Linked DNA regions of Mus musculus: all the other regions are linked to region 1. The links are chromatin loops, found by intact Hi-C in ENCODE. Cell type or tissue: heart. All regions are shown on one strand.

The links. A loop is a pair of places that touch in the nucleus more often than their neighbours do. Peaks named below come from ENCODE experiments on the same cell type or tissue, not always from the same donor. Only the 100,000 strongest peaks of a DNase experiment are listed, where the experiment ranks them.
Region 2: a loop joins it to region 1, with 3 times the contacts of the local background. A loop is called at or near these places in 2 of 42 quality-filtered maps.
Region 3: a loop joins it to region 1, with 5 times the contacts of the local background. A loop is called at or near these places in 9 of 42 quality-filtered maps.
Region 4: a loop joins it to region 1, with 4 times the contacts of the local background. A loop is called at or near these places in 8 of 42 quality-filtered maps.
Region 5: a loop joins it to region 1, with 10 times the contacts of the local background. A loop is called at or near these places in 8 of 42 quality-filtered maps.
Region 6: a loop joins it to region 1, with 2.4 times the contacts of the local background. A loop is called at or near these places in 2 of 42 quality-filtered maps.
Region 7: it touches region 1 in a loop (3-fold over the local background); 3 of 42 quality-filtered maps call a loop at or near these places.

What each region holds. Positions count from the first base shown.
Region 1 is chr1:51,332,597-51,336,596 of GRCm38, reverse strand. 9330175M20Rik (RIKEN cDNA 9330175M20 gene) reads left to right here and starts at 2,818. Exons shown (of 5, transcript NR_045151.2): 1 at 2,818-2,913. In heart, a CTCF peak has its summit at 2,444 (motif pointing right); a DNase peak (open chromatin) is centred at 2,456; H3K4me3 peaks cover 1,546 bases; H3K27ac peaks cover 2,018 bases.
Region 2 is chr1:51,095,866-51,099,865 of GRCm38, reverse strand. The region is part of intron 5 of Tmeff2 (transmembrane protein with EGF-like and two follistatin-like domains 2); the gene reads right to left. Among named protein-coding and RNA genes, the nearest start is that of Tmeff2, 170 kb to the right of the region's middle. In heart, no CTCF peak of the experiment used is centred here; no DNase peak of the experiment used is centred here.
Region 3 is chr1:51,594,915-51,598,914 of GRCm38, reverse strand. It overlaps Gm17767 (predicted gene, 17767), which reads left to right and starts at 2,197. Exons shown (of 4, transcript NR_151621.1): 1 at 2,197-2,614. In heart, CTCF peaks have their summits at 1,516 and 1,718 (motif pointing right); a DNase peak (open chromatin) is centred at 1,734; H3K4me3 peaks cover 593 bases; H3K27ac peaks cover 585 bases.
Region 4 is chr1:51,134,964-51,138,963 of GRCm38, reverse strand. The region is part of intron 7 of Tmeff2 (transmembrane protein with EGF-like and two follistatin-like domains 2); the gene reads right to left. Among named protein-coding and RNA genes, the nearest start is that of Cavin2, 150 kb to the left of the region's middle. In heart, a CTCF peak has its summit at 1,981; a DNase peak (open chromatin) is centred at 1,983; H3K27ac peaks cover 309 bases.
Region 5 is chr1:51,263,692-51,267,691 of GRCm38, reverse strand. The region is part of intron 2 of 9330175M20Rik (RIKEN cDNA 9330175M20 gene); the gene reads left to right. Among named protein-coding and RNA genes, the nearest start is that of Cavin2, 23 kb to the left of the region's middle. In heart, CTCF peaks have their summits at 44 and 1,807 (motif pointing right); DNase peaks (open chromatin) are centred at 261, 1,611 and 2,341; H3K4me3 peaks cover 527 bases; H3K27ac peaks cover 3,742 bases.
Region 6 is chr1:51,243,650-51,247,649 of GRCm38, reverse strand. All of the region lies in intron 4 of 9330175M20Rik (RIKEN cDNA 9330175M20 gene), which reads left to right. Among named protein-coding and RNA genes, the nearest start is that of Cavin2, 43 kb to the left of the region's middle. In heart, no CTCF peak of the experiment used is centred here; a DNase peak (open chromatin) is centred at 2,029.
Region 7 is chr1:51,104,610-51,108,609 of GRCm38, reverse strand. All of the region lies in intron 5 of Tmeff2 (transmembrane protein with EGF-like and two follistatin-like domains 2), which reads right to left. Among named protein-coding and RNA genes, the nearest start is that of Tmeff2, 180 kb to the right of the region's middle. In heart, no CTCF peak of the experiment used is centred here; a DNase peak (open chromatin) is centred at 2,009; H3K27ac peaks cover 687 bases.

The DNA of each region.
Region 1 (4,000 bases):
GTGAGGCCATAGTGTAACTGCAGTGACTTGTCTCCTGATGAAACATGACATCATGACCTAGACATTTTAAAAACATCACCCTCAAAAACAATAACATTAGTTTAAAATCTAAACCAAACCAAACCAAACCAAACAAAACCTTCCAAAATTCAGAGCCTCAAGTGTAAGCTTTTGGATCCTTTACTGACTCTAAATTGGAGAGACTCTGATTCTCTGTGTCCTGATAGCTCGTGTAGCCACGTATTATTGCTACATCAATAAAATAGTATATATCAGTAGCTTAAAACAACACCAATTTATCTTTCATTTTGGACAAGAGGAGGCCTAAAATCATGGTGTAGCTCAGAGCCATTGCCTTTTGGGAGACACTGTAGGTAGTCTGTTTCCCCCGTTAGCCTCTAGGGCAGTGGTTCGTATCCTTTCTAATGCTGCGACCCTTTAATACAGTTCCTCATGTTGTGGTGACCCCCACCATAACATTATTTTCATTACTACTTCAGAACGGTTATGAATCTTAATGTAACTACGTTTGGAGATAGAGGCTAGCCGGGGGTCAGGTCCCACAGGCTGAGGACTGCTGCTGAAGAGGCTGTCCGCATTCTTTGGCTTAGGGCATTTCCTTTGCTTCTGGGCATCTCTCCCACCTCTGTTGTCTGATCACATTTTAGGGTTTTGAAGTATCTGCTTTGCTCTTATGAGGACTTTTGTGATCACATCCAGAAAGGCCATAAGAAATCATTCCATCTCAAGTCCTTTAAACCTAGACTCATCCAAGAGGTCCTTTGTATCATGTAAGGACACTTACAGGGTCCAGGGTTAAGGACGATGGTAAGTTTGGGGAGGCCATGATTGAATATGGAAAGCTTTTCATATAGGAGACAAGATCAGCTGCCGACCGTGGTGTTCATTAGCCTAGTGCTGGAGTGCAGAAATTACAGAGCACTTTAAAACGGTTTCTCTGAAAGGGCTGATCCAGACTGCGCCCATGTACATAGTACATAGCAACACTTTCTTGTCCAAGGATCAAAATGGTATTATTTTTTCCCGAAACCCTTTGCTGTTTGGTAACGGAGATAATTCATATTTTATTTTACTGTGATTTCATGTTGTCTCTTTTGATGACACTGAGTGTCAAAAACACACAGAAGGTGATTGTAAACGCATTAGCATATTAACATACTTCCTTGGAAACTGTACTCAAGACTCTGTTATCCAGTGTTTACTTGTAAGCTTATGAGGTTGTAGTGTGGAAGGGGTGATGGGCAGCGGTGGTGGCTGGACACAGAGTTCTCTGAACATTTCAAATATTTAGGACAGTCAGCAACTAGCTGGGAGAGTGATCCTGTCCATGGGGCCCATCAGTTTATCTGGACTCATGACTGCCACAGCTTGTAGAGACCTGCAGCATGCAGCTTGTCTCTGCCTTACCACTTCTCTCCCAGAGGAACAAAGCAAAACCAAGACATTTTGCTTAAAGGCCATTGTTGTCTAATGGTGGGCATGGTGGTGTGAGTGACATAAAAAGCTCTCTAAATAAGTAAAAATTCGAAAGCCTTTTTATAAAATGTTCTATTACACAATGACTACGTGCTAACTTGGAGAAAATGAAATTGTAGGCAATTAAAAAAATAAAAACAAATGAACAAACGAACGAGCAAACAAAAACAACCCACAAGTCATGTTGAAGAAGGAAGATGTGCTAAGTAAGGGCTCCTTTATTCCCGGAGAGTTTGGTATCCCGAGGCCTGTGGTGACAGTAACAGAAAGTCTAAAGTGGTAAGATTGAGCACACACTATAAAATGGGGAGGGTTTTATAGTGGCTAGATTTTATTTGCTTATAAAGCCTCTATCCTTTCTGCCTCTTAAGAACACTTGTTGCCACGTTAGAGCATCCAGACATAATGTAAGGTAAACCCCGAGGAAAACATGCAAAACGCTGCTCAGAGGGTTCTGAAAGCCTACGGTTCCTTTTCTCACTTAATGCAACTGGGGCTTTGCTTTCCCTGAACAAGACAAGTGCCTGTGGTTTTCCTCCCTAAGATCTGCAGGAGGAGGCTGTTTTTAGCTGAGAGCTGCTGCTTTGCCTATCACTGAAGTGCTGGTTGTAGGATGCCTGGGAGAGAAGGCATCTGGAGAGGAGGAAGGCGGAAGCAAAATGCGTGTAGGGAGCTCAGGGCTAACAAGGCAATGTGCTAGGGATGTACTCCTGAAGCAAGGGCAGCTTGGAGGCAGGCAGATGGGGGGGGGGCGCTTTGGCAGTCTTTAGCCTCTTAGGTTCTTTCATTTGTTTGTTATTCTAGGGAGCTCTGATTTATTTGTATCATTTTACTGATATTGGGAGGTTAAAAATATGTTTCCGTGTGTATAGCAATTAACAGCAGGCTCTGCACAGTGGAATATTCCAGGATTTAGGAGACTGCTAGACTTTTATTGGTTCCAGCCAGCAGATGGCGGTAGTGTACCATAAAAGAGCACACAGGGTTCGCCCAGTGAAGCCGGGAGGTTCAGTTTTGTTTTGCTTTGTTATTTAAGCTCGACAATACCCATCTATATATCCTGTGGGCGCACAGTGTTTGAGCCTCGTCTAATCTTAAACTTGTTTTATGATGATATCATTATTTTTTACTGCTACAAATTAACTGTCGGTTTCAATCTACCCCATATTTCAGCTGCCTTGGGGGGATCATCTTGTCAGTTGTGTGGCTTTCCAATTTTATGACTGAGATCAAGAGTGATTCCTTAAAGGCACATGGGAAACAATGAAATGTGGGGCAGTGACTGTGAGCTCCGTTTGGTGGCCACTCCCGGAGGTGATCAGGAACGGTACAGAAGGACAAGCACGCCACGAAGCCCACAGCTCCGTCTGAAAAGTGACTGCCTTGACATTTACCCAGGCTCAGCCACTCGTTTAGGTATGGTCCTGACTTACTATCAATGGAGTAAAGCGGGGCTGCATGAATCCCAACATTATCTTATAGCGTTATATTCAAACACAGGAGAAAGTAGAGATTCTAGGGCACGAATATCTTTGATGATACACAGGAAGTTGTCTTCTTTCGCAGGGACAAAAAGCACCCGCATCCAATCACCTATTTACTCTCCCTTGAGTGGGATGCTTTCTGGGAGCCTACTGGGTGTTTGCCCTTGTGTGAAAAGTCCTTGTGAACCTACCGGCAAGAAGCTCTTGATTGCTGCCTAATCTTTTCTTGAAGCGTAAGGGCAAAAGAGATTAGGATCCTCTTGATAGAGTTGGCAGAGCACCATTGATTGATGATAAACTTGAAGGAGAAAGGGGTCATATTCCAGCTTGCCCCAGTCAAAGATTTCCGACAGACAGCAGCCCACTGTTGTAAATCTGTTGCCAGCCAGCACACTGTCCGTGGGTGTGCAGAGGCAGGGACAAAGCCCAGAGGCTGTGAAAAGACCCGGCTGCTCCTGAAATGCTGGGTGAACAGAGTAAGTGTGGGTTCAAGCTCCCTCCAAAGTCATCTGTTCTCTGCATAAGGGCTACTTTGGCTTTTTAAGCAATCTGTGACTCACTCGTCTCCTGCCACCCCACCTCCTAAACGTTCAGTCCCTATGCAATTGTTCTTAACCCTGTGTCTCTAAGTAAACCTAGAATTACTGGAGAATTTTCTTTTAAATAAGAATGCTTTAACCCCAGCTTCTAGAACTAGATGGTCCTTATTAGAATAAATAAGAATGGCTACCCTACAGCATGCCCAATATGAGTTAGGTCTCTTCCTAATGTGTGTGTGTGCGTGTGTGTATAGATCTCTTTATGTCTTTTTTTTTTTCAGATGTCTTTCTCAATTACTTCACCTTATTTTTTGAAACAGGCCTCTCACTGACTCTAGGACTCATTCTTTTGACTAAACTAGCTGGCCAGAAATCCCTAGGACTGCATCTGCCTCCCCAGTACTGGGATTACTAATGGATGCTGCTGCTGGACCCTACTGTTTCACATGGGTGCTGGAGAATCTGAATTCAGCTCCTTAT
Region 2 (4,000 bases), 240 kb after region 1:
TCATATAAATTTCTTGTTATTAGAATAATTCTGTTAGATCTGGTAGCTAGTAATTATGTTTACCTGTGAGGTGTTTCTTCTAAGTACTTTATATTTTTTTTCGTGATTCTACTCTATTAGCATTAGAGTATCTAAGTTTGGGATATGCTGTGTTTGTAGGATCTAGAAGAAGACTGAATGACTCCTACTGATTAAGCATAATCACATGATATCCAAAGTGAATAAAGGCACATTGAAAAAGATTAACACTCAATAAAGTCTTTCCTTTGAAATCCCGTGAAAGAACAAAGAATGCTGTGTGGGAGGAGGATTGGGTTGAAACCATGATCCACTTGGATAGACTTTGTGACAGTTACAAATCTCTGGTGTACAGATTTATTATTTTTAAAGCACAAAATTGCTGTATTTCTTTATTCATGAAATGATTTAGAATGCATTTCCCATACATAGGGTTTTCCATAATTGATTTATCATAAATACTGAAGTGGATTATATTTTATGGATACTTTCTGCTCTTCATTTTTACTACAAGCTGCATTAAGTCAACAGATGCAGTATTAAGCCAGCACATTACTTCAGCTTAAATAGCAGGCGACTGTAGTCTTTGAAGCACTCAGGACTGCCCTTCAGTACTTTGTTTCCATTATTTTGTCTTGTACATGGTGGGCTTTTGCTTTTAGACAAACAACCTCAGAATGAAGTTGTGAAATTTACCAAATTAAACAGGAAAAAAAAATATTCTGTCCACATCATGCACTGAAGAGCTGTGGCAGAGAACATTACAGACGGAAATTTCCAAACAGTTACTGTAAAATAAAATTCAAAATTAGAATTAGAACTTAACTTCATGTATTTATTTACTCATCGTGATTTTAAAGCAAAATTGACTGATTCTAGGTTTGTAGATCAAATATTAAATTCATTAAATTTAAGATGTCCACTGTAACTTGAGCATAGGTAGTTGAGGTTTCATGCCTGTGTTTTGTAGGATAAGGAAGATGGATGAAAGAGTTTTACCTGTTTAATCACTTAATTTTGGGACTATTCTATGCTTTCCTTATCTCTTTTCCAGTGATTTCTGCAACACCATTTTCCAATCAGCATCTCTTTCTCCATCAGTGGCCACCAGTGGAAGGAGACTGGGCTCTGAGAATTCTGTCACCTCTTTATGAAGCAGAATTTTTAAAATTAAGTTCATTGCATGGATAATTTCTTATAACCACAGGGCTCAGAGATGGCTGGATGGCTGGAAAAAGATTAATGAAAAGCAGAGGCCTGGACAACGCAGAAATGAATGAGTGTGCTACTCTTGTCTCAGAGAAACAGATGGATACCCAGACAAAGGAAGGCGATCAGAAGTTTACTCACTCAAGACTAAATAATTGATATAGAGGAAATGCCTTGGCTGTCAGCGAGAAATCCAGATTTCTAGCTATATTGGGTGCTTTGGTGACTGTGGAGTGCCGATGGCTGTTTTGAATGAATGATACCCACCTTTCGAGGACTCTTAATGGTATGTTCAATTTCAATTTAAGGCATTTCTATTGAGCATTTGAATTATTGATCAGGAGATGAGGGATGCGCCTACAACCGAGTGTGAAGTTCCTGGCTAAGTCTGTGCTGGGTAAGGACTTATCTGAGGCAAAAGTTCAGCACAGAGAAAAGCTTTTTTTTTTCTTCTTTTTCTGTTTTTTAAAATGCAGGAGCTAGAGATATTACCCAAGGAGCTAAAGGGAACTGCAACCCTATAGGTGGAACAACAATATGAACTAACCAGTACCCCAGAGCTCTTGTCTCTAGCTGCATATGCATCAAAAGATGGCCTAGTCGGCCATCACTGCAAAGAGAGGCCCATTGGACTTGCCAACTTTAGATGCCCCAGTACAGGGGAATGCCAGGGCCAAAAAGGGGGAGTGGGTGGGTAGGGAGTTGGGGGGTGGGTATGGGGGACCTTTGGGATAGCATTGAAAATGTAAACGAGGAAAATACCTAATAAAAAAATTAAAAAAAATAACACAGTTGCTTTTAAACATGCTCAACAGAAAGACATGGAAAACAGTCCAATTTAAATCCAAGGAGTTAGGGAAACTTTCATTTGGCAAGAGCTATGAAGGGTAGGAACTTTTCACCCCCTATGTAACAATAAGAAAAGCCTCAGCATGTCATCACAGTTACAAAATTCAGGTCTTGCTTTTTGTTCCCCTCCTGATGAGAAGAGATTTGTGCCACAGCAATGAAAGATTCTATCTGGAAGCAAGACACTGAATTTTGGCATACCTTTTTGATTTGGATGACTTGGAATTGTGTAAACAGATTCTTTGTGCTTTCTTCCTTCCTTCCTTCCTTCCTGTAGGTGTGGCCATTACTCTGAAATTGGGCCGGACATGGGATGAGTCCTGGCTTGCATGGTAGAGACAAGCCACAGGGAGGTACAATGTCTGCATGCATGGCTCAGTCACTGAACAACTGCTTTTGTATCTGAGCACAAAGAGAAAAATACATTCCCAGCTGAACTATTTAACCAACACATTTATTTTTAAACTGCAGTTGAACTGTCATTTGGCTAGTCAGACATTCTTACATAAAGCATGGGGAAACATAATGGCTTTATTGCTGAAATGCTGGTAAGCAATTGGTAAAGAAATAAATACAAACATGGCTCGTGAACTTCCAGCTCCCTGTTACTCAGAGCCCTTGGCTGGCTCTCAGTGTTGCTCAGCTCACAGTATCATGAACTCCAAACAATAAATGCCAGTCCTCTCTTGATCGCACATTAGCCCAATAGATATTTTACTGGAACTAAATAGGCCACCATGAGGACACCAGTGGGTCTGCTGCTGGACTTGGTCAGGAAGTGGAGGGGGAGGAACAAAGCTTTGCTTTGCCTGGGAGGAGGAGGCAAACCCAGGGGTAAAGACAAAGGTGAAGGAGGGTGCAACCTAGAGCAGCTCAGTGTGGGGACTGTACTGCGGTAATAGATGACTATGTGTCAATGCACATTAATATTTGATGAGCATTGCCGTATTATCTTTTATGTGTACTTTCACACTATTGTGAGGCAGCGAGGTTGCTTCAGACAAGGATTTACATGGGCAGGTGCAGTGGCTTTTACTTGGTGAAATTAGCACACATCCTGCTTTTAGGACGTTAAAAGGGATGCTTCTGTTTATATTGCATAAACAGGCAGAGACTGGGTCTAGCCTTCTTTAAAACACTATTATATTGAGTGCATAAACAAGGCTGACAAAATAGTTTCCCTTAAATGGCACACTGATGCATTTTGTATTCTGCTCCTTGGAAACAAAGATTCAATTTCTGTCATTTATAAAGGACCCCTGAAACAGATCTGGAAGTGAAAGCTTATGTATTGTAGAGAGACCAATGCAAAAAACACTTAGATCTACAAAGACTCCTGCTCATGTTTTTATTTCTTTTTCTGAAATCTAAATGTGACTACTGTGCAGCACTATTTGTGCACACAATGCATGACCACATGCACAACCCATTAAACGGGCATAGTCCTCCAACCTTGCCATAGAAAAACAGAACCCTCCTCCGAACCCACCCCAAACATAAACGCCAGTGGAGTGCTTTCTCCAGACATGCCTCAGCTGTCCCATCTCACTAATCTTCTCACATACGATAGTTCACTCATGACAATAACCCAAGTAAGGTATTTGAAGAATTCAGAAGGAACTGGTGTTTATAGGGAGGGCAGTACATGACCACACAGAACATAAAAATTGGGGGAAATTAGTGAGTCTGGCTAATGGAGAGGACTGGCTCTGGAAAGATAAAGTCAGTCTGTCTTAATTTTGCAACATTTGATGAAAATATAAAGGCCACACCACATAAGTTTTATTTTTACAAAACTAAAATTAAAATCAAAGTTCCATTGAATAATTAATTTATTTATTATAGAGAAGTGTACACTTAGTGCAAATTATTAGTAGCATACTATATGCAGCAAGGGAATGTCAGGTTATATATCAGGGAACTA
Region 3 (4,000 bases), 260 kb before region 1:
ATCTAACTCCACTCAATTCTAGCCTCTTCTTGTCCATAAGAACCACCTTTAATTTTGCACATAAACAATTTAAAGTCCTCCAGTATATGAAACACCCCTGCCCACGCCCCACCCCCACCCCACCCCCAAGAAGGCTTTGCCTCATCCTGCAGTTCCTTTGGCGTCTTGTCCTTAAGTCTAAATTCATCCGAATGTTTTCTGTCTTGTTCCCTGTCCCTGACTTCCCATAGCTTTCTCTTCTCCCTTGGTAGAGTGTGGGCTTTGCCTTTTCCCCTCCTCTTCCGGCTCAGAGGTCTTCTGCCGTCCTTCGAATCTGGGATTTCTCGGGCTCCGCCCTTCTCTACCCTCTCTGCCGTTTGTATATTAGAGTGGCATTTTTTTCTTTTCCATTTCTGGTACTAGGCTAAGACCATACATAAGCCTGCCTAAAACCTCTATTACGTAGGTACCTGAATAGAGGCAACATCCAGCATTTCTAAGCTTCAATGTCTACATACAAAATGGGCATATGGGCCATGAAGCCTAGATGTGCATTTCCGGCTCCCCCTGATTTATGTCTAGCTGCAAACTCGATGTGACCCAAAGCCAAAGCTCAGCACCCACCTCTCTCAACCTTTCCCTGTCACAACAGTGCCATGAGAATCCTAATGCAGACATAGCTGGAAGCTTGACAAAAATCCCTGTTTCCCCCAGTCTCTATAGCTAACATATTTCAAGTCTATCATATCATATACCTATCGGAAATAGACCTTAAGAGTCCGCCAACACAGCCAAATGGCAGTGGCATGTGCCTTTAATCCCAGCACTCAGGAAGCAGAGGTAAGCAGATCTCTGTTGAATTCGAGGTCAGCCTGGTCTACAGAGCAAGTTCTGGGCTAGCCTAAGCCACAGAGAGAAACCCTGTCTCAAATAAAATAAAATAAAATAAAATAAAATAAAATAAAATAAAATAAAATAAAATAAAAAAGGTCTGCCATGCTCAGGCTGCCTCTCTTACTGGACAATACTATTTTAGCCTCTGCTCTCTCTCTCTTCTTCTGGGTTCTGCACTACACTCCTTGTCTAACCATGTTGCCTGCAAGATCCTCTGAAATCGCCAATGTGATCACATCTTACCTGTTCTAGAAGACACCAGTGGCTCAACCATTTGGAGGGCACATGGGATTTTGTCTACACTTTATTACCCTGACTCTTATCTTTATCACGGGCTCTCCGCAGAGTTCCTTGAGACTTCGCTGCGCCATGGGCTTATGTTGTGTGCTCTGTTTTCAGTACTTTCTTCCTCCACGTGGCAATATCCTCCGAAGTTGCAAAGCACATCTTCAAACATTCTTCTCTACAAGGCCTTCTTTGATCTGTTTCAGGAGGTATAAATCTTCCACCGACTCTCGTCTACCCTCAGAACATTCTCCCCCTCTGTTTGAAGTCTTATCTAGACGTTCGAGAGCTATCTGATGATTGAGAAAGGACTGCAGCTCAGGCGTAAAACTGTCTGTAGCTTATCACACCACTGAGACTAGAGCTCACGAAATATGTATGGCACGGAGATGAGGGTCACGGGAAGCCTGCCACCAGGACTGGAGTCACAGCAGAACTATCCTTGGGTTGGTATGAGCGCAAAAAGAAAATGTGTTGGGAACTCAAAAGATCTCAAAATATTGGTTGTTGTAACCAATCCTAAACCAGTGGCATTTGCCTAGTGTGTTCCAGGTGAACAAATCCACTAGGGGGCAGCAGAGTCACTCCACAGCTCTACCAGGGTCTGTCTGGGCAGATTTCTCCTTAGCTTTCCTCTGTACTCCAAACTACAGACAGATCCAGCCTCTTGCTGTCCGAGGCTCAAACAGGAAGTCCCTCTTCTTCAGCGATGTAGAAAGATTTAATGTTAAGCTGATTAAAACAAATAAAAACATATGAAGAAAGTTAATAAAAAATTGTTTGCTACTGAACACTGGGGTAGGTTTAAATCTCTCAACAGACTACTGAAAATGAAGAGACTTCACTTAGCAAAAAAACAACATTATACACAAAGCTGGGCAGTACCTTTTCCTGACATTCTCTAGTAGTGTGAGAGTTTTGAGAGTCAGGCCTGAGCTCTCATAGGTTCTATGCTAGTTTAGGACAAGGGGTCGACTGAGCATTAGTAGGAGTCCTGACTTTTTGGTACCCATATTCCCACCATCACATTCCTACTTCAAGAGCAGACAGCCACAACTCTGACAGCATGGCTCGTGTTTAGTGGTGCCTCTTTAGTTAGTTTGTGAGAGAGACTCAACTGAGGTTTTTTTTTTTCTTGCTTTCTATCTTTGAAAGTATGTATTACTGATCCATTCAACTTTTAGATTCTCCAAAGAAAATTCTTTCCTAGGAAAGGTGAGAGAGCTACAAGAAGATGTAGCTAAAATGAGTTTCATTTTGGGTTCTGCAGTGGCAGTGGCAGCCTCGGCAACGGGATGCAGGCAGCCATGGCAACGGGATGCAGGCAGCATGGCTTCAGAAATGAGCTCTTCACCAAGATTTGAAAGAACTCTTCGTGCATCTTAGTTTATAATTATGGCCCAGCTCTTGGGGGCACTTCACAGCTGAGCATCTCTCTCCAGGTTCCCTTCCTCAGGTGAGCCTCCTCCTTAACTCTGCTCCATCCGATGCACGCCTTGAACCTCACCCTACGGTTCATTTGCTGATGTCTATTTAATTACACACTGCCAGGCTTGAGAAATCTCAATGATTGAGAATTATAATACTTTGTTTTATTAAATTTCCTGGATTTTTTTCATTTAAGAAAATTAAAATGTTTCTTTTTAATTCTTAGTATACCTGCAGGAGCTTGGTACTGAAGGTTAGAAGGGAAAAGGTTGGAATCGTAGCAGCAACTGAGTGCCTCCGTAAGCAGAGATTGGAGTGTGCGTTGGGAAGTTTGGGTGGCTTGTTTTGCTTATTTATGGTTAACTTAGACCATAAGCATAAACTCTGTTGTCTATTATAACATGGGTGCCCATGGTCGTTCTATGTATCCATCCGCATATATTAAGGAAGAATTCTACTACCCCTAACTTTTCCTTCCCCCAACTAATGAGTAAGGAGCTAGAACAAAGCGTGTCCAAATTTCTTTGAGATTTACTTTATGCTTTTTAACTATGCGGATGTGTTTTCATCTCCACTGGGTGTGACTATGTGAATGCTGTGGCCAAGAGGCCAGCAGTGTCAGAACCCCTTGAGTTGGAGTTACAAGTGTTTGTGAGCTGCTCAACTGGGGTGATGGGAACTGGACCTGGGTCCTCTGAAAGAACAGTATGTGCTCGTAACTACTGAGCTGTCTCTCCAGCTCCCGTATATTTCTAAGTAATCTTTGAGATTATTATTCTTTTCATCAAACTATAGGGCTCATCAGGATTCATAAGAGAGTGGGAAGTCCCAGCTGTTGGGATTTGGATTCTTCTTCTACTGTTTTTTTTTTTTTTTTCCCTAAGAAAGTCTTTACTGTAACCAAGGCTGCATGTTCTATGAACTAGGAAAGGATGAGAGGAGAAACAAGAGCCATGGCGATGGTCTAGAGTCTAATTAATACTGCCTCCGGCTTCTATGTCATTAGCAGTGCTCTTCTTTAATAAGTGGCAGAGATAAGATTTTTATTGAACTGATGATCTTTTATGGAGTTGGAAAATGGGAAGGCAGTAATAAGCGGGGGTGGGTGTTGTGCAAATGCATGCCTTCCAAGGACCAGTCAGATGGAGCAGACTCCCGCATCGGGCAGTGAGGCCTAGACCGAAGTAAGTGCATCTAAAGCCAGCCAGATCAAACTGGTGGCCACAGGCACAATCCAGTCATAGCATGTGTTCTGTGATATGCCAAGGTAACTGCGTCCACACAGGCAAGTGGCCCCAGTCTGATGAGAGATAGTCTGAGGAGAGTTTGTATGTGGAGGGAACCATGTTCTAATTTCAGTGCCCTGGAGGATCTTCAGAGCTGCTCGGATAAATTTAGGTTGTGTCTCTTTAAT
Region 4 (4,000 bases), 200 kb after region 1:
TAGACCCAGAGGAGAAAGGCCCTGGCTCTTCTGAAGGCACAGAGAGCCTGGGACTTTCCTTTCTCATTGACCAACATGAACACCAGGGGACTTTCTCCAGCCACATACACACTGTCACTGAGCACTGTCTGTCCAACCCAGGCTCTATCTGTCCTGTTACACAGGTCATAGGTCTTTATTCTGCTCACTCAGGGGTAATAAACTAGACTTGCTTTCCTTACAGATTCTCCTACCACTTTCCTGTGATATTAATCCCTCCCCATTTTAGAATATTCATGAATGGACTCATTACTTCAATCAGTTTCAAACACTGTGTCATTGAGATATACATATCTTACTTTTTGTGCTCTAGAATTTTATAAAAAAATATTCAAAAATCCTCAGCTATACAGAAAGCTTTTTGGGATATTTTATAAATATCATGGTTGAAGCTTCTATCCATTTATGTTCCCCAGTTATGGTTCATAAAAAGATCTGTGCTAAATATTTCACATATAATTTAGCAAAGTTAACTTTCTCTTTGGTCTCTGAAATTATTTTTATTCATTTTTTCCAGACAATGAAGACCCAGGTTCCTTTCACAGAGACTGGGACTTCTGTGCTGCCTTCTGTAGAGCCTGGGACAGCATTGCTGCATAGCAGGACTTTCCGGATATTTGTGAAATAAACCGACTCAACCATAATTTCTTTCTTATACTGGTTGCAAAGAAGCTTAGGGCTAAGTGCTTTAACCGGAATAGCCATGCTCAGGTATTTTTCTTTCCCCTAACAGTTCAGCTCTCCATGTTGTCCATCTCTGTTTAAAGACCCTCATTGACTGTAGTTTAATTATAAAAACACCACAAATCCTTTTTGGAAACTGATATAAGTAGGATACCACAAAATAAAATACATTTTAATTTTTAGATGATAAAAACTAAAGTAGTTGAAATTTATGGGTTTTTTTGTGAACATCTAACAAGCTATAAAATTAAGTACATTTTCACTGGAAAAAAAATATGTGTCTATGTTTTCCAAGGCTTGATGAGCCTCTCAGCCAGACAGGAACCCATCAGGAGACACATATATAGATACACATTGGACATAGAGAAGCACAGTTTTAAAATTCACTTTCCTTTTAGTGCAAGACTTGGTGAGGGTACACACACACACACACACACACACACACACACATACACACACACACACACACACACACACAGTGTGCCATCTTATCTACGTGTCCACAAGGGAAGATTATTATTATCATATTATCATATGCTAAAGCCAGGAAGTCCTACCTTTGTGATTTAGAAAACCCGTGGGTTAGGGCTCTTTCTGTAGTGAAAAAAAAGAGACCTAAGTCTAAGCTTGTGGACTGGTATCAGAGGGTCTGTTCTGTTTCTATGGCAGGAACTTATCACTGGGCCTGGCAAACAGAGAGGCAAAGCCTTTGAATCAAGAGTCAGAAAATGCCTCGGGTCTCATTAAAAGAGAGAGGACAGGAAGGTGATTCCAGACAGCCCAAACAGATAGTAATTCTGCTTGAAATATGATGGAAATTTTTCTTTCAGTTTTCTGGTGTGGACTACACTTTTATGCCTATGAGGAACATAGATTCCTGTCTCTGTACAAGGTAGACACGTTCTAGCTTCCTGCATATGTTACTTTTGTTTCACATAGTATTCTTTTATTTATTTATTTATTTAATAAATAAAATCTATTTAAATTAAAGTTGTAATCCAGTCTCTGTTGGTCCTGGCTGAAGCCTTTCCTTTAGATGTTATTACAAAGGAGGTTCAATAAATTTATTTTAATATTCAGACTTTCTTTAAAGAAGATAGCCACTATTTAGTTAGAAGCAAGTGTTGCCAGCTTTTAAAGTAGGCTCAAAAATGAAAGGGGAGGGCATGGTAAAAGTTCCTAAGTTTACAGTACTCATGCCACATCTGGAAAAGTGTGAGTTACAACTGCTATTTCCTTCCAGTGGGAGCGTCCGTGGACATTTGTTTAACAAGGGAAGTTGCTGTGACATCAAATTAATTGTGAGCACAGAGCAGATTTCTAGGGATGTGAGTCATAGAGTTCCTGTTTACCCTCCTTGGAGAGTTTATAACATGTGAAATATAAATTATCCAGACAATAACATATTGATTTTTCATTTGATTCTTTTAGATCTTCATGTCTATGTCCCAAACTTGGGAAAATGAAAATCCTGCTGGGTACTAGGAAATGTTGAGAAACACAATTATTTCAATGTTTTCTAATATTATATGTTTCAATAAAACCATGTATAAAAATCATGTGAAGCTGAAGTAACGTCAGGGAGGACTTCATGTATTCAGTCCATGTTTAACTATGAGTTGCAAGTTTCAATGAACTTTTTTGCTTCTCTATTTTATTTGGAATCTAGCAAGCATGCAAGCTTAAACATAACTTTAGAAATTGTCGCATTTGTTTCTTTACTTTGTGTGCACTTAGTGTCTCGGTGTGTGCTTGTGCACGCCCAGTAGCAGTGTGGAGATGGAAGTGGCAGGAGACATGCAGGAGCTGGTTGTTCTGCCATCTGATGGGTTCTGGGGACCAAACACTGATCATTAGAGTTAGCAGCAAGTGCTTTTTCCTGATCAGTCTGCCTGTTGCCCCTTAATCATGACAATTTTTCATCTTACAAGACTTTCTGTTGTCAAACTAGAGAAATCTCTAGGATGCTGAGTGACCTGATTATGTTCACTGGGAAATGTTCTTTTCTATGTGCACCAAGCAGATACAATTAGGACGGAAAACAATCTGTGCAGCTCCTATGTGCTTAGGTGTGGGGCCATCAGTGGGGGCATGGGAAAACCAGCCCACATCCAGCAGGCAGAGCTACCCTCCCTTCCTCAGCAACTGTCAACAGCTGGACTCACGGGGTCATAATAACAAGAACAAACGATGGATGGATGTGAGGCTGGGAGGATGACAAGGCAGAGGTTACTGGGAGAGCTGGAGGGAAGTAATGGTGGTTGATATGTTCAAAATGTAGTGTTTAAATGCATGAACTTTTCAAAGAAAAGAATGGAGAAAAATATTTTAAAATAAAAAATAAAAAACAAAGTGAACTAAAAAGAGTGGTAATCAGCATCAGAGGTTCACTGCCTGCAATCAAACCTGAATATATTCGGAGTAGAAATGCAACCCACTGTTTTCTTTGAAGGTGAACTGTGCTATACAATGTGAATGGAGATGAAGGTGGCAGACCCTGTATTGGAATCTCCTGGTACAGATGAGTGTACACACAGGCATTGCACAGGGTGCCAATGAACCTCTGGGGTTCCTCGTTGGGGAAAAAAATCCTCAGGGAAAGACTTGACTCTTATAAGTCCTGTCATGAATGGTTCCAGGATAGTCACAGATGCAACAGTTTTAAAGATTTTTCCATATGAATTAGTTTTTACAGGAAATATAAAGTCATCATTTACAGGAAATATAAATGCATTTAATAGAAGTAGCTTATAATACCATCAAGATAGTTGTTTATGATAAAATGTAATATTTTTATTTGGTTCTATTTAAATCTTAAAGCATAAAGAATCACCCTCAGATATTATATGTCACTATTGTATTTTATTACTTTTAATAAGTTTTCTATGGCTCAACATATTGGTGGAGTACAATTTTGGGAGCACTAGTCCTGCAAAATCTTTTACAAAAATGTGCTATTCTTCAAGTGATTCTGATGTATATTGTATACTATAAGAGGTTGGAAGTATTTAAGAGATGATTATAGTGCTGTGATTTTAAAAAGGTTTTTGAGATGTATGATAAAATTTAGTTGTGATTTTTGACATTTTATCGGATCTATTATAGGTAGGGGGAGGGAGGGAGGGAAGGAGGGAAGGAGAGAGAGAGGCAGAGAGAGAGAGAGAGAGAGGAGAAGGAGGAGGAGGAGGAGGAGGAGGAGGAGGAAGAGGAGGAGGAGGAGAAAAGACATAGCCATGAGTTGATGTAACTTCTTCTTTAAGATAATTACATGAGGATT
Region 5 (4,000 bases), 69 kb after region 1:
ATAAACTTCTGCCTTTCTACCCTTTATTTCGCCACCTCATGGCCACATTAGAGGTTGGTAAACCCCTCAGGACAGGAGATGGCTTTCAGCATAGGCTGGAGCAGTTCACAGAGCACACTTGATCTGTGTTCCTCCTTAGAGTCCCAACATACTGAGTCCTGACATCAGAAGTGATTTCTGTCAGTTCTAATGTGCCTGAGAAATTTCTTTCAAGGCAGTTTCCTCTTCTAACACATCCCTGGGGAAGTTCCCTTGGGGGCCGTGAGGCAACAGTGGAATGTGACTATGATAAGGCATTACCATGCTTAGGAGTTCTGTATGAAAAGCAGCGCACTGCATCTGTTGTTTTCCTTATTTAGGGTTCATTTCACACTGAATGATACTGGAACACTACCCAGGACTCTGCCTTGACTCCCCTGCAGTCTTGTTCTTCCTCCTCAATGACGGCAGATCCCGAAACACTTAGTGACATATGGCAGCCTTGCTGAAGAATACTGAATGCCATGCATTTGCTTTCGGGCTCTGAAGTGCTGCTTTCCATTTTGGGCATCATATTTCTTAAAGTGATACTGACCAAGTGGAACTCTCTGTGTCTGGAATCCCGTTCGGGAACAGGGTAGGTCGAACCCTAGTCTCTGAACAACTAGTACATCCACAGCAGGGGGCCAAAGGGATGGATGCGTAGCAGCATTTCAGGAGAAACTATTCAAAGAAATGGGAGGTGTTCAAGCCTAAAATGGTCAATTATTATTATTGTGTTTTAGAAGGAGGTCATAGCCATAATTCAAGTGTTTGAGAAGTTGCCAAATATGAATGCAGTTTATTTCTACAGTTTCAAAGGTAAACAGATTTTCACTCTATATAAAGCAGATTGTTCTGCTAGAAACAGCTATGTCATGACAAAACATATGTACACAAGAAACACACAAACAAGCTAACAAAACAACAACAACAAGAAACAAGCTCCTGTAGATTTAGAGACCTCCTGCACAGTCTGTATACTCTTTCCTTTCCCCATTTCTAACCTGGGAATCAACTCTGAGGCCAAAGGCATGATAGATAAGTGTTCTACTATCAACTATACTCCCAGCCTCTGTAATTTTGTGAATTAAAAATTTCTTGCTTAACTAGGCATGGTGACATACCTCTTTAATCACAGTACTCAGGAAGCAGAAGCAGACAGGTCTCTGAGTTTGGGCCAGCCTGATCTACAGAGCACGTTCCAGTACAGCCAGGGATACACAGAGCAAACCTGCACTGAAAAAACAAAATAACTTTTTGCTCAATTTTCATTTTGACAGAGAATTGACAAAAGGCTTGGGGGAAATCTCTTTTTCCATGAGCATACTAAGGTATCCTGCCTTCTTAATAATGGTGGCCTTACTGTGTTTAGGGCCACAGTCTTAAATGGAGGAAAGCTCACAACAGCAGCTAAGCATCCTGCTCCTTATCATAGCCTGTACAACTGTTGAAGGTCTGGCTGAGGTTGGATATTACTCTGCTTGCTTAAGAGCTAATCTCTCAGTTTTCCTGCCATGAATGGAATGCTATTTCCTCTGATAACAATGTTCTGCTTTCTCTTGGGAACCACACCTCTCTCCTGCCAGTCCTCTTGTCAAGGATCCTAGTCTTTGTCAGGCACGCTGGAGTGGGAACGCACTAAGGCTTGGTCAGTCCCCTCAGTCTTGGAATCTGAGTGTTGAGTGTTATCCTAGAAGTACAGAGCAAGGGTGGGGGCTGTTTCTCTATACCCCTGGGAAGCAAATGCTGTTTAGTCCATGTTTCCTAGACTCGCCTGCAGATGGCAACTTGATGGCGTGTGTTGTATATGTCTGTTGCATAGCATATTGTTTGATTGTTAGGAGTTTGTATCAAGATCTAGAATGTGTGATCTTGCATGTTTTGAGAGAGAAGAGAGAATGATATGCATGCAGTATGTACAATCAAGTATTTTTTTTTTGGAGAGTTTTCCAGGGGCTTGTTTTACTAAGAGGCCCAAGGGTGTGAGAATTCCTGTTTCCTGAAGTGTTGGGAAGTGAAGGTCAAAAACTGGCCGTGCTTCAAGTTCTGAGACAATACCATACAATTTCAAAGCTGCTGTTTGTGTGTGCGTGCAAATGTGTGTGTACAGAACCCAGGAAGAAAGGCAGTCTCTAAAAATTTGCTTTGAAAAATGCCAAAACTCTGAGCTGCATGTTTGAGATCTCTCTGTTTTGATGAAACCTGTCTCTTTGGTAAACACAAGGCACAGTAGGGCCTGCGTCCTCCTGCCCTGCAATTGAACTTTTGTTCAAATCAGCAACTTCCCTCACCTTGGCTGTTGAACTGCCCTTTGTGGTAACACTCACAAGTGAACTGGCAAGAAACCATGGAAAGAAAGGGTGTGCTGGAGTGGATTGCATTTTTCCTGAACACGCTGAAATATCAGGATGTATGGACTATGAGTCAGCACTTTCTGTTGGAAACTTTCATGACCTTTACAGAGTAGGCCAAATTCCTCCCAAGCTGTGCTTCTTCACACCCCAGTGCATGACAGCAAAGGGGCAAATCCGAGGGAGGCACCAGCAGATTCCTGTTTTTTTCTTGCAATCTGTTCCTTGTTATTGTCTTTTTTTTTTTTTTTAATTTTTTTTTCAACACACTTTGCTTCCCAGGATAGCACTAATAGAAGATGTGAGAGAGACTAGCATCATGTTTGAACGCAGAGCACTGTTAGAGTCAGGACAATAGGAGATGGAACCGGGTTTTGTCAAGGATTTAGATGTGTGTCTAGGGAAGAAGGCCACATTCAAAATTGTGACCCCTAGGCATTTCACAAGCTGGAATTTGATGAGCTACACCAGAGAACCAGGGAAAAAATATAGTAGTGATTTGACTGGGGGGCACTTTTTAGAGGGCCAAAGAGGCCATGCAGAATCTCTGTAGGTGCCATGATTTTGAACAATGTCAGAGAAGATTTTTAACTCTTAGGAAAAACTTTATTTTGCATAAACTACACTCCTGCTCCTTGTCCTCTTCCTCCTCTTCCTCCTCCACCACCACCTCCTATTCTTCATATTTGTGTGTGTGTGTGTGTGTGTGTGTGTGTGTGTGTGTGTGTGTGTGTATGTATGTATGTGTATTAGGATAAAGGACAACTTTGTGATGTCATTTCTGCCCTTCCATATTTATATGGGTTCCAGAGATCTCACTCAGAATCACGAGGTTTGTGTGGCAAACACTCTACGCTCTTCAACACACATGGTTTAAGCAGTGTGAAGTAAGGAGGAAGAGGGGAAAACTTCCTAGAACGAAACTTTGAGTTGAAGTGCTTAGTTTTTGGAAAGTTTGGATAGCCAGACCTGATGGTATGTGCTATTTAATCACAGACCTCTGGTCAAGGAGGCCTAAATGTTCAGTTTGGGTAAGATTTGGAATTTGTTTGCACTGAGAAGTTGTATCTTTGAAGGGAGCAGAAAGAAGTCTCTGTAGTCAGGTGCATGGACTTTAGTGGACAGGCTTGCTAACATGGACTCTTGCCTTTTGGAGACCTTTGAAAACATTTCTCTGAGGCTTTTTCTTATCCATCTTTGGTTCTCAGTGGTGTCCTAGACATTTGAAGCTATCAGAGAAGTGGCCCTTAGGTAAGTAAAGAGTCACTGGGGCTGCTGTTCTTCAAAGGTTAGAAAACAAATCGAATATATCTATTGCCCAGTTGGGAGTTGTGGTCAGCTGCTTAGCTAGTTGAGCAAGGTACTTGAAGTCAATAGCATGAGCTCCATCTCCAAACTAAGTTTTTACGTGACTACAAGTGGCTTGTTAACATAAGGAGGAAGAGGGGACAGGTCCTAAAAGACATTGCATTCTGGGACAGAGGGAGTGTGCAGCATTGGGTGTAACAACAAGATGGGAAGGAGCCTTATGCAGAGGGCAATGAGGAACCTGTTACCAAAGGGTGGCCCTCTGGGATTTTAATCGAATTACCTGTAAAATTCTCAATGATCTACTCTTTGTAATTATA
Region 6 (4,000 bases), 89 kb after region 1:
TCAGTGACAACAAATGCCAGCTTGACCTGCGTTGTTATTTCTGACATATCACCTGCTTTCTCGTCACATTATGCTGGTAGATTTTTTTTCTTCTTCCTCTTTTTTTTTTTTTTTTTTCCTTTCAGATTTTATTTTTGGGCCAGACAAGGCAACTGACCTAGAGGTTGCTGCAGGCATTTGAAAATATCATCTTCCTTGTCTTTTCCGTGAGACCGAGCTGTCTACTGCAGGAATCTTACCTGGGTGATTTTAAGAGTTTTTCAATCATGAGGATGTTGAAATACCAGGCCCATCAAACAGCCATGTCTCTCTTGACATGGTAACTTGTGTGAATAATCAAATAAAGCTGTGGAAGGAAATGTGTGTGTAGGGCTATACATCAGAAGTATGCCCTGAAGGGTGAAAGAAGGGGTGAAGGTGAGGAAAGCTGTAACCCCATTCACAAGAAAGAATATGGAGCAGGAGTCTTTAGCCATCACTACTGATGAGTAGGAAAGATCCTCCAGTCATTCCACACTCCCGTGTCTTTGACTACACATCTCCCTGCCTAGTGTCCTGGAGAAGGTTTATGTTGAGTTTATGAGGCAAGAAATCACGATATGGCTATCACATGTAAACAGAGTCTTCTTCCAACAATTTATAAGAGAAGCAGAGGGATGTAACAGACTTTTTCAATTGAGGATTATTTGTTTGTGAATGGAGAGAACTAGAGTCCTAAAGTCCTAGGCAAGAAAGCCATTAAGGCTGTTAGTCAAGTTAGTTGCACCATCACAATTTATTACCTGCCATTCATGAGAAAGATGATGGTATGACTAGAAGAGTTACCAGAGAGAATTTGTTGCTTTCCAGTGGCACAGTGTCCAAGTTCTCTGTGTCTCTAGCAAAGAATCAAGCAAGACACAGAGTTATAGTGACAACTTACAGATTTATTAAGCACGAGAGGAAAGCATTTTATACATTCTATAGAATGGCAGAGGTTCAAGACCCCCTTGTTTCTTAGTCCTATACCTTCTTCATAAAAGGGAGAAGTGTTGCCTAAAATGGATTGGACCTTTGACTGTTCCAGGACATGGATTCCTTGCTAGGGGGTATTTGAATTGATCTGGACAGTTCATGTGACTCTCTTTCTTGGTTGATGTGTTCCACAGTTAGCTCTCTTGGTAGCCTATCTTCTTTCTCAGAACTTCTGTGTTACCTGAGCTGACATGTTGGGATCTAATTAACTGAAAACCATATAATCTAAAAATTTTTTTCAAACAAAAAGGGAAATATTTTTCAACTCATAATGGGAATAAGCTCCTTATCAGAGGTCTTTCAACTTTTCTTACCCCCGTGAACAAATCTCATCCATGCCTTTCACTGAATGTTCTGCATGCTTCTGTGATCTACTTGGTCTCTTGCATTCCACCCTCAGCACTTCCTCTCTGTTCTCCATACAGTAGCTGCAGTGCTCATCCCAAGATATAGCTCGGCCATTTCTCTCCTAAACCTTCTAATGTTTTCTCATCTTCAAGTTCTACCTTTAGCAGCCATGCCCTGAAGATGTGACTTGCACCTATCCTCCGAGCCCATTACTAATATTTATCTCTTGATTCCATTTTTGCCAGGCCATCCACATGTCTTACCTTAACCACACTTACATCTCAGTTCTAGGGTCTCTGTCTGAACTATAACTCTGTAAGATAATTTAATCTATCCTTCACCTGCTTTAAATGTCTTTGTAAAAGGTGCCTTATCAAACAATTGTCCCTAGCTACATTCTAAAGCCTTTGTGCACGGATGTTACATTCGTTCAAACTAACTGACACATCATTTTTCATTCTTTTCCGTTTAAATCTCCTCCAGCTAGAGCATAACTCTGTGCAAGCTGAGCTCTTGTTGGCTTGTTTGTTTTGCTCTTGCCCCGGTGCCTTAGAAATTGCCAGAAGTATACTAAGAGCCTTCCTAGGTTGATGTTTGTGGGTAAATGATTTCCAATGCTTATTCACATGTCTGTCCTTTGCCTGCTTTCTCACTCAACTTGGCTCACAAGCAAGTTCCGGCGACCTTCCTGGTTTTGTTTGGCTCCTTCCTCAGGCTGGTGTGCCTTTGTTGTTTATGAGGACTTTACAGTCAAGTCTTTCCTTTCCCTAAGACTCTCATTCTCTAGGAAGCTTTGCATTGTTCTGCTTTCAAAGCTGAATGTGCCTCTTGACTTTCATTGCATTGCTTGTGTGTCTCATGTTTCTGTCTTATCACATAAATTATTTGGTGATTCCCTTCATGACTGGGAACGATCCAAGTTGTGATCCTGACTGATTTATCTTCATCCCTGAGAACCCAATGATACTCACACTGCTTTCCATGTAGGAAGTACTTCACTCATATTTCATTCACAAAGAATGACTGTTTTACTGTGGCAGTGTTGCTTTGGTGGGATGATACCTAGTGAGAAATAGCTCTTATAATCTGAAATTTCTATTTTCCAAATTTGCTCTTCATAATTCTTGATCTAGTGTTTCATGCACAGTGAAGGGTGCATAGGCAAAAAAAAGCTCTTGGTTGGGATTCTGTTGGTTTAATACATGCTAAAAGAGGCATACCTAAAGAAGTCACCTAAGAAGACTATCCATTGTTTTGCCAAATATCCACATTGTTTTATTCCACATCAAGTTGGTAAACGAGAGGAAGTTATAGTTATAGGAAATTTGTTCAACATCTTTTGCAGCCCTAGAAAACACTCTCTACCTTTCTGTTAAAATGCAATTCTGCTATCTAGTGGGAGAAAGGGGATGGGGGGGTGGGGGTGGGGCTAACTGCGTTCAGAAGGATGCCTGGTTAATAGCTTGATTTTTCTCACCATAGATTTCTAACTCCAAGCTGTCAAGACCGCCTTGGAAGCTCCCAGAATACGTGTGTGCAGACACTGGCCTAATTGGGAAGTTTGGCTGTGGTGACATTGGGCTCATTAGGTTTCTCTTATCAGTGGTAGAAGCTGTGAGATTTCAGCCAAGCAGAGAGTTTAGATTCTAAATGAGAAATATAGATTAGCATTTCCTATAATGAAATAATGCACATCAGTGTTACCTTTCTAGTGACAAAAGCAGGAGCTTGAATGCATTGTAGGGCTCCTTGTTTAATCAATAAATAAAGGAGAGACACACAAGATTTATTTCTTCTGAGGCAACAAACACCATCATTTTTCTTAATTATCTTTATGTTTGCCTTTCTGACTTTCGGATTCTTTCCAAGTAAAGAGCCCTCTACATTAAGACAAGACACATACCCCCCTCCACACACACACACAATATGGGTGAAAGCATGCCCCCTTTCTATTAGTGTATGTGTGTGCATGTTTCTCTCTTTCTTTTTTTTTAAATACATACTTTTTAAAAAACTGTAATACCTACAGTTCTTAATAAAAACCTAATAAGGTCAGAGATTTTGCAAGGTTGTCCAGGCTACCTTAGAGGCCAGAGGTTCCAGCTGAGAAGGAGAAATATCAAGGCAGCTGTAGCAGTGAAAACAAATAGTTTGAACTTTGGATCCACAGATGGTTGTGCCTGCCAACTGTTATGAGCCAATGAATATCTAGCCTATCATTTGTCATATTTATTGCAGTACATAATGCTGTAATTTCTCATGGCATGGCTATTTATCTTGCTGTGTTCTCTGCACAGCTAAAATCTCGGCCATGTTGGAGCACATGTATAGCTTTCGGGACTCATCTTTAAATAGCATCCATGCGAATTGGCACAGGTCTTCCCCTCCCAGGGCTGGGTTCAGGAATGCTTCAAAAGTAGCTAGTGGGAAGCTCTGACAACCATGGAAATGGTGATCAGAGTCTTGTTCCTACCTGCTTAGCTGAGGGGTTGAAAGCATCTGAGATTCTCTGCTGAAGTTTCTCCCTTTTTAGTTGTAGTAAAGTGACATCCTAGAGTAGAAGCTTTGAGAGTGAAAACTGTCCTACCAAGAGGCCCTCCGGAGCCTGGTGAGATTCTTCCAAGTTTACAGAAAAGAA
Region 7 (4,000 bases), 230 kb after region 1:
TTTAGTTGAATCCTGAGTAGGTCTTAGTTGAACATAAAATGATGACATATCTTCTAGCTAGTAGAGCATGCTAGTGCCCAAGAGTAGAAGCCTGAAGCTTTCACCATGGAGCTATAGGTGACTCAGTGCAGTTCTTGGAAAGGACTGCAGTAGGGCTGCCGTAATGGGTGGAGACAGATCGGGATGCAGGTTTTGGACCATCATCTAAAGGTGCACAAGGTTTTGAAGAATGGATTCAGAAAGTGACAGGCAGAGACATCTTTCTGGTTATGAAATGCCATCAGTCAGGAGTGGATGGAAAGGACTGAGACTATTAACTTCAAAAGCAACATGGTCCTTCTCTCAAGCCTAACACAGCCTCTCACCTCTCTGGTCTCACTTTCTTCTCTGCTACCTAAGAGTCTCTGATGAAGATGGCCTCTGGCTTATTTACTCAAAGCAGGGCACAAGTGGGAGCAGGGATTTTACTCTGATTCTGTGAGGATAAGTTCTATCAAAGTCTGTAAAAATGCAAGCCTCAGTAAATTAGTTTCCGTTTCTCTAAGATTCTAAGATTTTTTATTCTTAGACAACTAAACACATTTTTTTTCCTAATTGGCAAAAATCATCCAAGATGGCCAGTAGGGAATATTTTACATAACCATGTCAGAAGTTTTACTCAGCAAAAAGTTAAAGTGGATCAACATTTTCCCTTTGCATCTAGTTCCTTCCTATTATACTGTTTCTCTTTATCTGTATGTGCTGTAAATAACTCTTTCCTGACTCTTCTTCCCCTCGGTCTTGCCTTGCAAATGTTTTTCTTTATTCACTGTCATCTGGGAACATTTAATCTTGTGTACTTGTCTTTCTCTATCTCCTTTTATCATCCTCAATTATTGTTTAAAGGGGAACTTGATTAGCTTTGTCCCGGTAAACTGGCCTCCTGTTGCTGGTCATGGCAGCTGAAAGTCAGCTACCAATGGTGCTAGACTTGGTTTTCCCTTTCTTTACTTCTCCTGTGGAGTCCCCCCCAATTTCTCAATAATGTAAGTGTAAAGCTCCGAGCCACCACACTCACAGGGAGAGAAGTGTATTTAAGCATCCCAAAGAGAAGGGTGTGAAATTCATGCATGGATTGGCAGAAGTGCATTGCTCATGATTATACACAGATGGTGCTCTGTGGCCACTCATGATATTTTCTCTAGGTAGTTTCATAATCTTAATGAAATAGCCAGGATAAATCTTTTAATTATTTCGTTATATTTATATAATCAAATTGACTTATCCTAACTACAATATTATCAATGATATTACACAGCAGAACAGTTTACAAACACATACTATGTTTAGAAGGCAAAACAAAACCTTCTTTGAAACGGTTTTGTATCTCTTGAATTGATAATATAAACAAAGTGAATGAAGCCAAAGTATGTATATATTCACGGGATATTTTCTGCTCATCATTAGATGACCATAACTTATAATGTCCCTAAACATTACTCAGAGGGTTGCCATTCTATCAATTGTCGTACGGAAAGTGACAGCTTTAGAGAAAGAGAAATTGTATGTAGTGTCACTTTTAAAATGTTTACTTTTGCAACTGGCAAAACATGCAAGCTGTTAATAAACTGTTCACTCTTAACAGTAGAATGACTGTTAGTCCTATCAGGCCCATTGCCACTTAAATAAGCTGTACAGAATTTATTTATCCCTTTGGCCCATAGTGTCCTCACACACACAAATGAATAGGCATTCTCATTTGGTTTTGGCTAAACAATTTATGTTAACACAAAAAACATACTGGATAGCAGGAAATTAACTTTGACTTAATTCTGAGCTTAAGGAAGGAAAAACCAACAGTACCAGAATGGGTGTGCATTTAGAAAAAATAATGAATGTCGGTATAAAAATAGCTTTGAAAATTTGTTTTCCGAATTGCTTCCTTCCTCTGCAGTGATGATCATAGCAGGTTCCAGACACCACAGTTTAAAGTGTTGGCTTTGTTCATTTCTGCCTCAGGGTGCTTGTGCTTTGGCCTGGTTTTTCATGATGCTGCACCTATATTAAAGTGTGTGCGGTTTTCTCCCCTGAGATAAGAAGGTACTATGGGGCTGCTGGGTGGCGATTCAACAGGACAGATAGGTTAATTAAATAATATAATATGGTGCAAACTCCAGATGATCAGAATACCACATGGAGAACTGGTTGTGCATAATGAGAATTATTTTAAAGGCCTGTGCATTCTATATTATGAAAAAGATTTGTGATAATTATACTATTTTCCTTGATCTTCCCGAGAGTGTTCTCTTTGGAAGTGTGTCTGAGCAACTGCACACTGAAATAGTAGGTTTTACATTCTGCTTCTAGGAAACTGTTCTGTCAGGAGCTCAACCAAGATGCTCTGTTGCTAAAAATAAAATAATAACAGATTTTTCTAAACTCTGATTAAAAACAAGTTAGGAAAAATACAGTATTCCTTGAATTTCAAGCTTCTTTTTCTGTCATTTCTTCAGTTTGTCTACTGACATATACTAGGAAGGATGACAAAATGAAGGAGCCCAGAGGACACACCCTATGAGGCAAACCTTGTCATGACAGCTCTCAGATGCACACTCTCATCACTATATGTGAACAATCCTATTTCTGCAGCCATATTTCCTCTTAATTCTTTTAATTTAATTTTTTATATAAAATTTTAATAATATTATAGTTTTCAAGTGTGTAGGTACATAAACCCAACTGAAAAACATTGAAATAAAATGCTATTGCTTACTAGTTTATGTTTCTGAATATAAATAGCAAGAATTTTAAAAATAAAACTGGGAAAAAAAATCTGACGGCCAGGCTTATATTCTCCAGGTTTAAGAAATATGGTAAGGTACACAAAGAAGTGAGAAAATACATTATCCCATGTCTGCCTTGGCAGAGTTATTTTCAACAAGTAAGTGATACTATTAATGGCTGCATATCTAATTTAACTGGGGACCTTGAAGATGGCCTCTAGTTTGCATTCCATTAAGAGTTTTTAATAAGATTTCAACAAAAATAATAATAAAAGCATCCCACTTCACCTTCGCTTCTCCTTAACAATTCAAAGTATCAATTATAATATAACCTTCATTTGACTTGCAACCATCCCTGTACTCTCAACAGCGTATTAAATTGTGTGCCAACGCTTAAAGTGCAAAATAAATGTCTTGCTTTATCTTGTAACTTTAGTTCCATTTTAAAGTGACCTCTCAAATGTCTAACACTCAACTACACTTTCTGTAAAAAACAATTTTTCTAAACACTGGGCATTTTTAAAAGCTGGAAGATTCATTTTACCCAATCTTCAAGTGACACAGCCTCTCCATGCATTCTCTCGCTTTTAATGTGCTCACAGGAATGCTATTCTTGGGATGGCACAACTGCTCTCTGTCTGCAAGCCATATCTAGGGAGTCCTGACCCCAGGGCTCACAGAAAAAAATAGGCTGAAGCCTGGTATCAAAGAAAGGCAAGACTTACAGAAGCTTCCAGAACTCGGCCCTCCTTTAAAGAGGAGCAGAGATTAATAAAGGAAACAAAAGAATTTGAAAGATTAAGAAAAATGAGAGCATCCAGGAAAAGCCAGAGGTGAAAACAGGAAACCACGTGACATTCTGAAACAGATTTCAGAGCTCTTAGGAGGGTCTCTCACACCCATGCTTCCTGAGATGATCAGCAATAAGCGGTAAGTCTGTTTCCCCAGCTGCATTTCCCAGTGTGCTGCAGAGGATTACATGAAAGTGTCTGAGGTTTTACCCACAGGGGCTGTTTATGGAGGAAGAGGCCTTCTTCTTCCCCTGGAGCCCCTTAATGCCTGCAAAATAGCAGCACAGGGGTGTGATGTTTCTGGAAGACCAGCTGAGGCAGTTTGTCTGGAGGGCTATGAATGTCTTGGTAATTTTTTTTTAAAATAACTTACTATGTAGAAAAAATACATACAGAATTTGTATTTTGCTTCCCAGACTGGACCTTGGAGACAACCACTTATACACA